Regions from separate parts of the Homo sapiens genome. Here region 2 is linked to region 1. A link is an interaction called in ENCODE POLR2A ChIA-PET data of the cell type or tissue named here. Cell type or tissue: MCF 10A. All regions are shown on one strand. Links, peaks and the distances in the headings refer to the core of each region. The heading gives the core; the rest is flanking DNA.

What was found. ChIA-PET counts read pairs that join two places held together with the same protein. Peaks named below come from ENCODE experiments on the same cell type or tissue, not always from the same donor. Only the 100,000 strongest peaks of a DNase experiment are listed, where the experiment ranks them.
Region 2: POLR2A ChIA-PET joins it to region 1 with 7 read pairs; 22 of 35 experiments call an interaction of 5 or more read pairs at or near these places.

The regions. Positions count from the first base shown.
Region 1 is chr2:20,436,475-20,440,870 of GRCh38, reverse strand. No RefSeq gene overlaps it. Among named protein-coding and RNA genes, the nearest start is that of RHOB, 8.4 kb to the left of the region's middle. In MCF 10A, for the core only: no CTCF peak of the experiment used is centred there; DNase peaks (open chromatin) are centred at 1,550 and 2,190.
Region 2 is chr2:20,499,984-20,504,379 of GRCh38, reverse strand. LOC107985856 (a long non-coding RNA gene) reads left to right here and starts at 2,856. Exons shown (of 4, transcript NR_157978.1): 1 at 2,856-3,214. In MCF 10A, for the core only: no CTCF peak of the experiment used is centred there; a DNase peak (open chromatin) is centred at 2,119.

The sequences.
Region 1 (4,396 bases), core at 187-4,186:
CTTTTCATTTGTCCTAAGCTCATCACTGGGTTTCAGAGAGGTTCAGATACAGATGAACACTGAGGTTTGGAGCAATTTGGAGACTGCCCTCTTGCATTGACTGATTGCTTTCTATACCTGCCACCTCTGTCCTTTTCAGCTCCTCCCCTATAGCAACTCCCTCCCCAAAGCTCTCCAACTCATCCCCAACACCAGACAGCATTTTCTTGAACAGGAGAAGCTGCTTGGGCCTTTTTGCATGGTGACCTATTTTCCTTTCCAAAAAAGAGAATCAAAATCTAGTCCTTGTTCAATTTTGGTAGAAAAGTGGTGGGTGTGGATTGTTTTCAGGAAGTCTTCTATGAGCCTCAATCCTCTCAATTCAAGTCAGTAAACAAAGATGGAGGGGACAGAGTAGACAAGGGGAGCTGAAGGAGGGAAAGGTGAGGAGGCAAGTAGGCCCACACACCGCACACCCCACGCTATGCTACATGATGTTAAAAATATGTAAATGAATAGTGGAGTTGGCTTCCCACTGGACGCAACATTTGAACAGTGCCTTGAATAACAAGTAGGATTTTTCCAGAAAGAAAAGCTTTGCTGGGTGCAGTGGCTCATGCCTGTAATTCCAGCGCTTTGGGAGGCAAAGGTGGGAGGACTGCTTGAGCCCAGGAGTTTGAGACCAGCCTGGGCAACATAGGCAGACTTCATCTGTATAAATAAATAAATAAATAAATAAATAAATAAATTAGCTGGGCATGGTGGCATGCACCTGTGGTCCCAGCTACTTGAGAGGCTAAGGTGGGAGGATCACTTGAGCCCAGGAGGTTGAGGCTGCAACGAGTCATGATCACGCCACCACACTCCAGCCTGAGCTACAGAGTGAGGTCTTGTCTCAAAAAAAAAAAAAAAAAATTCAAAATGAAAGACAAGCCCATTTGTACCATCTGAAACATTTACTGTGTGGATTTTATATGGAGAAAGATTCTGCTTGTGTGGTTTGATAGAAAGGAGAAGCTGTGATGGGTAGAAGTAGAAAAATGATGCTCCTTGCCCATGCATGAGGTTTGCCTGATGACAGCAAAGTGTGAGGTTCCTCCAACCCTGAGAATTGGGAGGACAGAAAGGAAAGAGGAAGGTTGCAACAACTTCCCATTGGGTAAGTGCTGTCGCTACAAAATCCACCCCTGCAAATGCTTGCCAGTTTAGTGGCGTATGCTGAAATTGCACTTTTATTAATTTAACGAAAGCTACAAGAAAGTGGTGTGGAGATGCAGTGAGCAGAAGGGAGGGAGTCTTGTGCCAGGGAGCTGGAGACTTGCTTTTTAGCCCTGGCATGTCCTAGCTTCACGACCTTGAGCAAACCGTCCTTTCTAGGTCTCAGTTTCCCCATTTGTAAAATGAGAGGTAAAACTCAGGGGTCCTGCAGGTAACAACTGTGTGTGAGACATCAAGTAGTGGCAGCATTTGTGAAGAACTGGAGAACATGTCATAATGCAGCTATAGAAGCTCAGAATTTAAAAATCAACTACTGTGTTGTTCAAACAATACACAGGCGGCCAGGCACTGTGACTCATTACTGTAATCCCAGCACTTTGAGAGACCGAGGTGAGAGGATCACTTGAGCCCAAGAGTTCGGGATCGATTCTGGGCAACATAGCCAGACCCTGTCTCTATTTCTTTAAACAAGATATAAGAAGAAAGAGAGAGAGAAAGAAAAAGAGAGAAAATGCATGGGCAGCGCAGGCTAGATTTGGCCAACAGAACCAGTCCATAGCTCCTGAACTAGATGAATTTCATTTTCATTTTGAACAGATCAAGGGGGATCTCACCTGCTGAAAATAATACTGTCAGTCCTTTCATAAAGTGAAAAAAATCCCTTTAATAAAGCAAACACATTCTTTTGTTTAGTTTTATTATTCAAGACCATCTTTTATTTTAGTTGCTTAAACTGAGGTCCAAAGAATGAAATATTTCAAAGAATGGAACCTAGAGGAATGTGGTCTTAAGTAAGAAGTTGTTATTCCAGCTGAGGGGGGTTACCACACAGAGGGGCGGAAAATCTTACCCCCAATGCCTATCCAGAGGGGAACAGAACATCCAGTTTTTTCTCCTCCCTTTTTTTAGCCTTGAAAGCAAATGATCTAATCAAAGTATATTTACACAGGGATGATTCACTTGTGTTCTCTTATGATGTCAGAATATTGCAATAGGGAGGAGTTTAATTCACAATTGATTTCCACACTCCAGTGCGTTACTACTGAAGATGTGTCTGTAGCTGTTTATAGCATGAGACAGAACCTATATTAGGAGCCACTGCCCAAGACCAGGAAATAGGGGAGCAGAGGACGCATTGGTGGGAGGACCCTGTGCTTCTGCTCCAGCCGGGCTGCTCAGCACAACGTGGCACAGCAAGGGCAACTCTCCTTCCTCAGGGTCCTCAACTGGAAAGGAGAGGACAGAAAATCTCTTTCGTTGACAGCTCTTTGATAGACCTGCTTTATTTGTGGACTGTGGGGTCATGTGATTTCTGCTCAGCTTCATCACAGTGTATGTTTAAGAAAGCAGTTGATGCATTTTTAAAATTTGTATAACTTTAAGGGGTACAGATGCAGTTTTGTTACATGGATATATTGTGTGTGTAGTGGGGAGGTCTGGGCTTTTGGTGTAACCATCACCTGAATAATGTACATTGTGCCCATCAAGCAATTTTTTATCCCTCACCCGCTCCCACCCTTCCAAGTCTCCAATGTCTATTATTCCACAGTCTATGTCTATATGTACACATTATTTACCTCCCATTTATAAGTGGCAACATGCAGTACTTGGCTTTTTGAGTTGTTTCACTTAAAATAATGGCCTCTAGTTCTATGTATGTTGCTTCAAAATACATGTTTTATTTTTTTTTTCATTTTAATGGGTGAGTTGTATTCCATTGTGTATGTACACCACCTTTTCTTTATCCCACCATCCACTGATGACACTTAGGTTGATTCCACATCTTTGCTATTGTGAACAATGCTGTGATAAACTTAAGAGTGCAGGTAACTTGCCTTTGGGTAGATACCCAGTGGCGAGATTGCTGGATCGAATGGTCTTATAGCTTGGAAATCTCAACGACATGCCTAGAAAGTTCGCTCATTCATTTATTCATTCCACTAATGCCTGGTAGGTGCCTTCTCTATAGCAGGGACAGGCTATGCTTCTGTAAAGCATGGGACAGGCTGCCATGCTTTAAGGAGCTTAGGGACTGTGTATAGTTGGCATCTCACAGCTATTGAATGTCCTAAGCCTAAATAAGGTAGAGACAGGGCTTGAACCTGGCAAATACGAGGTGGGTGATGATAGTTGCTGCTCTGATTCAAGCACTCATTCTGCAAACACAGTCTGGGTCAGGAATGGGATACTGGAATAAATTAGGTACAGACCCTGCTCTCAGAAGAGCTCCAGTCCATAAATATGGAGCTCCAGTCCATAAATAGAAGCACAATACTCAACAATTAAACTATTTCAACTGAGTGTGGCAAGTATTGTAATGAGTACGCACTGGGAAGGGGCTTAAGGAGGTCAGTGAAGGCTTGTACTATGTGGTACATTGCACATTCGTGGCCCTCTATGAGCTGCACCCCCCAGTGTTCATCTCCTGGCATAGTTCTTTCCCGTGATGATCTTCAGCTTGGCCATGTAACTAGCTTAGCCAATGGAACATCAGCATTCATTGCATGGATATGCAAGCTGAAGCTTGATAAGTACTTGCACATTGGGGCTTGCTCTTTTGAAATGCTTCTTCCTGGAGAATACCCACCATGGTTTCAGGAGACTCAATTAGCCATGTGAAGAAACCCATATTGAGGAGAATTGGGCCCCTGACTCATAGCCTCAGCTAAGCTATCAGCAGGTGGCCAGCACCAACTACCACCAACTCTGGGGCCATTTGAACCCTCCACCCTAAAACCGCAGCCAACCCCATGGGAAGAAGAACTGCCTGAATCAACCTACAGAATCATAAGAAATAATGAACTGTTGCTGTCTTAACCACTATGTTTTGGGATCGCTTGTTCCACAGCAATGGATAACCAAAGCAAGCTGAGTTCCTGACGGCTGCATGGAAGTTAGCCATCCAAGAGAAGAGAGGGCATTCTAGATATGGAGGTATGCGTATCCAGGTACTAGGCAGCTCAGTACGGTGGGAATGTGGGGTATAAGGTGGCAGTTACTGGAAATGGGGAGGCTCACCTGAAGGTAAATCTGGAGTCTGCAAGACCACCCCTCATTTTGCAGATTTGCTAAAAGGATGCATAGAACTCAGCATGTAGGTGTACTCACAGCTATGATTTATTACAACAAAAGGATCAAAGCAAAAGCAGCAAAGGGAAAGGCACACAGATGAAGTCTGGGGAAAGTCAAGTGCAAGCGA
Region 2 (4,396 bases), core at 135-4,134, 64 kb before region 1:
TGAGATGGCAGCCACCCACAAGCCAAGAGAAGAAGCCTCAGAATGAAACCTACCAGGCTGGTACTTTGCTCTTGAACTTCCCAGACTCTAGAACTAGAAGAAGTAAATTTCTGTGGTTTAAGTCACCTGGTGTGGTATTTTGTTATGGCATCCTGAGCTAAGACACCTAGATTGTGGCCTCTGAATAGCATTTCCCAGTGACAGGAACCAGGACTCCTTGGAGAAATGACTGAGTCCAAGTCCAAGGAAGGAAATGTACAAGAGCCTAAAACTTCTTGTTATACTAAAGCTGAAGACTACTGGGATAATGTCAGAAGGACTGAAGAACTAATTTCAATAAGCTTCCACCAGCTAAAAATGGGGCAATTTGAGGATAAATATAAAAATAACCACAATGGGCCGGGCGTGGTGGCTCACGCCTATAACCCCAGCACTTTGGGAGGCCGAGGTGGGTAGATCACCTGAGGTCAGGAGTTTGAGGCCAGCCTGTAATGGTCTTTCCAAACACAAGCCTGGTCTCTTTAGTAGAGACCAGATGGTGAAACCCCGTCTCTACGAAAATACAAAAATTAGCCGGGCATGGTGGCGGGCACCTATAATCTCAGCTACTTGGGAGGCTGAGGCAGGAGAATCACTTGAACCCAGGAGGCAAAGGTTGTAGTGAGCCAAGGTTGCGCCATTGCACTCCAGCCTGGGCAACAAGAGTGAAACTCTGTCTCACCAAAAAAAAAGAAAAAAAAGAAAAGAAAGAAAAGAAAAAGAAAAAGAACCACAATGGATTAAAGTGCATCAAACATACTTAAATTCATGAGTTTATAATGATATTGAACGAAACAAAACTTTATTGGTCACTTTTGGAAGATTCAAGAAAACTACTCATTACTTGAAAAACTGAAAAATAATGGGAAACAAGCATTTATTCTGCCTCTCCTGTATGAATTGGACCTCAAGATATTCAGATCATAAATAAGAAAAAAATTCATTTTAGAACTATTCTGACTAATAAATGAAGAAGGAATGGTAGAACTAGCATGTCACCATTTTGCACCCCCTAATAAATGAAATAATAAAGATAAGAATCAACAGTAATGTTAACTCCATGAAAAGAGGGACAGGCAGGTGTTATGTACCATCTGAGCACCCCCTATAATGCAGTCTTGTCATAAACATAGAACCTGAGTCTGATCAAGTCTCTAATCTTACTACGTACCGGTTTAAAAGAAACGCAGGGAATAGCATGGTTAAAGGACACCATGGGAGACAATAATCAAAATCTAGACTCTAAGAAACCCTACAGGACATACCACTTAGTGTCTTTAAATATTTATATACCAGAGAGAGAGAGACAGAGAAAGAGAGAGAGGAATATTTAAGAGATATAGCAACTAATCACAGTATACTTTTGAATCTCAATTCTAACAAACAAGCTGTAATTCCAATAACAAAACCTTTATAAGACAAATCAAGGAAAAGGGAGTACCATCAGTTCTGCTATAACACAACATGTGTGTTCCTAAAATTCCTTGCACTATGCAAAATTCCACAATAGGAACCATGAGGCTTATGGGAAAATGGAGTTAGGGGAACAACGCTTGAAAACTTCATCAGTGACACATTTGAAAAAGAGAGAGAAGTGCTAATAAAAGAGGCAGTGCAGTTTTACACATGTTAAGTGGTTAAGAAAAGCGTAGGTGCTGCAGCCGGGCGTGGTGGCTCACGCCTATAATCCCAGCACTTTGGAAGGCTGAGGCGGGAGGATCACGAGGTCAGGAGATCGACACCATCCTGGCTAACATGGTGAAACTCCGTCTCTACTAAAAAATACGAAAAAAAGAAAAATTATTCGGGCGTTGTGGCAGTCACCTGTAGTCCCAGCTACTTGGGAGACTGAGGCAGGAGAATGGTGTGAACCCGGGAGGCAGGGCTTGCAGTGAGCCGAGATGGCACCACTGCACTCCAGCCTGGGCAACAGAGCAAGACTCTGACTCAAAAATAAAATAAAATAAAATAAAAAATAGAAAAGCATAGGTGCTGCAATAAACATAATACTTAACCCTCAAAAAGCCCAGGAGATTGCTTACGCAAGTCGGGTCTTACAGCTTGTGACGTGATGGAAGGAGGGTGATCTGGCATCTGATAGAATGTTGTAACAACAGATGTGCATGTGTGACTCATGATCATTGTAGGGAAAAGAAAGAGAGATCAGACTGTTACTGTGTCTATGTAGAAAGGAAAGACATAAAAGACTCCATTTTGAAAAAGACCTGTACTTTGAACAATTGTTTTGCTGAGATGTTGTTAATTTGTAGCTTTGCCCCAGCCAGTTTGACCCGACCACTTTGACCCAATCTGGAGCTCACAAAAACATATGTTGTATGAAATCAAGGTTTAAGGGATCTAGGGCTGTGCAGGACGTGCCTTGTTAACAAAATGTTTACAAGCAGTATACATGGTAAAAGTCATCGCCATTCTCTAGTCTCAATAAACCAGGGGCACAATGCACTGCGGAAAGCCACAGGGACCTCTGCCTTTGAAAGCGGGGTATTGTCCAAGGTTTCTCCCCATGTGATAGTCTGAAATATGGCCTCGTGAGATGAGAAAGACCTGACCGTCCCCCAGCCCGACACCCGTAAAGGGTCTGTGCTGAGGTGGATTAGTCAAAGAGGAAAGCCTCTTGCAGGTGAGATAGAGGAAGGCCACTGTCTCCTGCCTGCCCCTGGGAACTGAATGTCTCGGTATAAAACCCGACTGTACATTTGTTCAATTCTGAGATAGGAGAAAAATCGCCCTATGGTGGGAGGAAAGACATGTTTGCAGCAATGCTGCCTTGGTATTCTTTACTCTGCTAAGATATTTGGGTAGAGAGAAACATAAATCTGGCTTACGTGCACATCCAGGCATAGTACCTTCCCTTGAACTTCATTATGACGTAGATTCTATTGCTCACATGTTTGTTGCTGACCTTCTCCTTATTATCACCCTGCCCTCCTACTACATTCCTTTTTGCTGAAATAATGAAGATAATAACCAATAAAAACTGAGGGAACTCAGAGACCGGTGCCGGTGCAGGACCTTGGTATGCTGAGCACCGGTCCCCTGGGCCCACTGTTGTTTTCTCACGTTTTCTCACCTTTCCAAACGTGTCCATGCCTAGAAGCTGGAGACCCCATCCACACTGCAGTACCAGGGATTCTTCCTGGGCAGTGTATAGCAGGTAAGTGTATCTCGCTGCCCAAGGCTAGCAAAGAAGCACCTAAAACTCAGCAGATCCCTGTCTGAATTCCATCTCCCTTTAATCCAGCCCCCACCTCACCTCCAGCTTTCTTATTTGTGGTCATAGCTTTCCATCCCTAGGGAATACTGGCAATTCCCTCAGGGTATTTCAGCCTCCTCTCTGACTCCCTTCTTGGACACACCCAGTTGCATGCACACATGCCTACTAATAAAGATAAATCACAAAATTCTTTCTTTTCTTTTTTTTTTTTTTTTTTTGAGTGAGCCTGGGTCTCACTCTGTCACCCAGGCTGGAGTGCAGTGGTGCAATCTCGGCTCACTGCAACCTCAGCCTCCCGGGTTCAAACAATTCTTCTGCCTCAGCCTCTCAAGTGGCTGGGACTACAGGCACGCACCACCACACCAGGCCATTTTTTTGTATTTTCAGTAGAGACAGGGTTTCACCGTGTTAACAGGATGGTCTCGATCTTCCCACAAATCACAAAATTCTATGAATTCTACCCCCTTCCCCAGTGTTCTCACATTTCTCTCCTTTACTCTTTTATTCCCGCTCCTTTAGTTCAAGTCATCATTTCTCCCTGCACCATTTTAATTGCCTTTTGTTTTCACTTTCCCCACTTCCAATCCAATCCAGTCTCTTTGCTGCAATCAGTGGGATTTTAAATACAAATCTGTTACTCCCCCATTTAAAATCTCCCCTGGGTCCCGTTTCCAGTCTCCTAGAGGACGAGATCTATATTCCTTTGTGCCATTTATGCATCATCAGTTCTTCTTGGACTCGTAGCCTCCCCATTCCTTCCTGCCCCTGGGGGTCTGCTCACCTGTGCCCTTTGGTCTGATGCCCATGCTAGGCAAAGGGAACGGAGTGGCCACGACTCTCACCTGTTAAAATCCTTCGCATCCTCCAAGGCCTATCTCCAATGATACCTACCCCAGAAAGCGTTCCTTATCTCTTTTTCTTCCCACCCTCAATCAAAACCTCTGCCCCTCTGCCTGTCCACAGCCCCTTGACACAAACCACCTTCCACTTTGCAGGTAACCATTTGTGTCCTGGATGTCTGTCCACCCAAGAGGCCATGACTTTGCAAAGGCAAGGCAAGGGCAGTGCTGGATCTCCGGCTCTGCTTCCTCCTCATCATCCAAGGAGAGGTCCTGCCTGCCC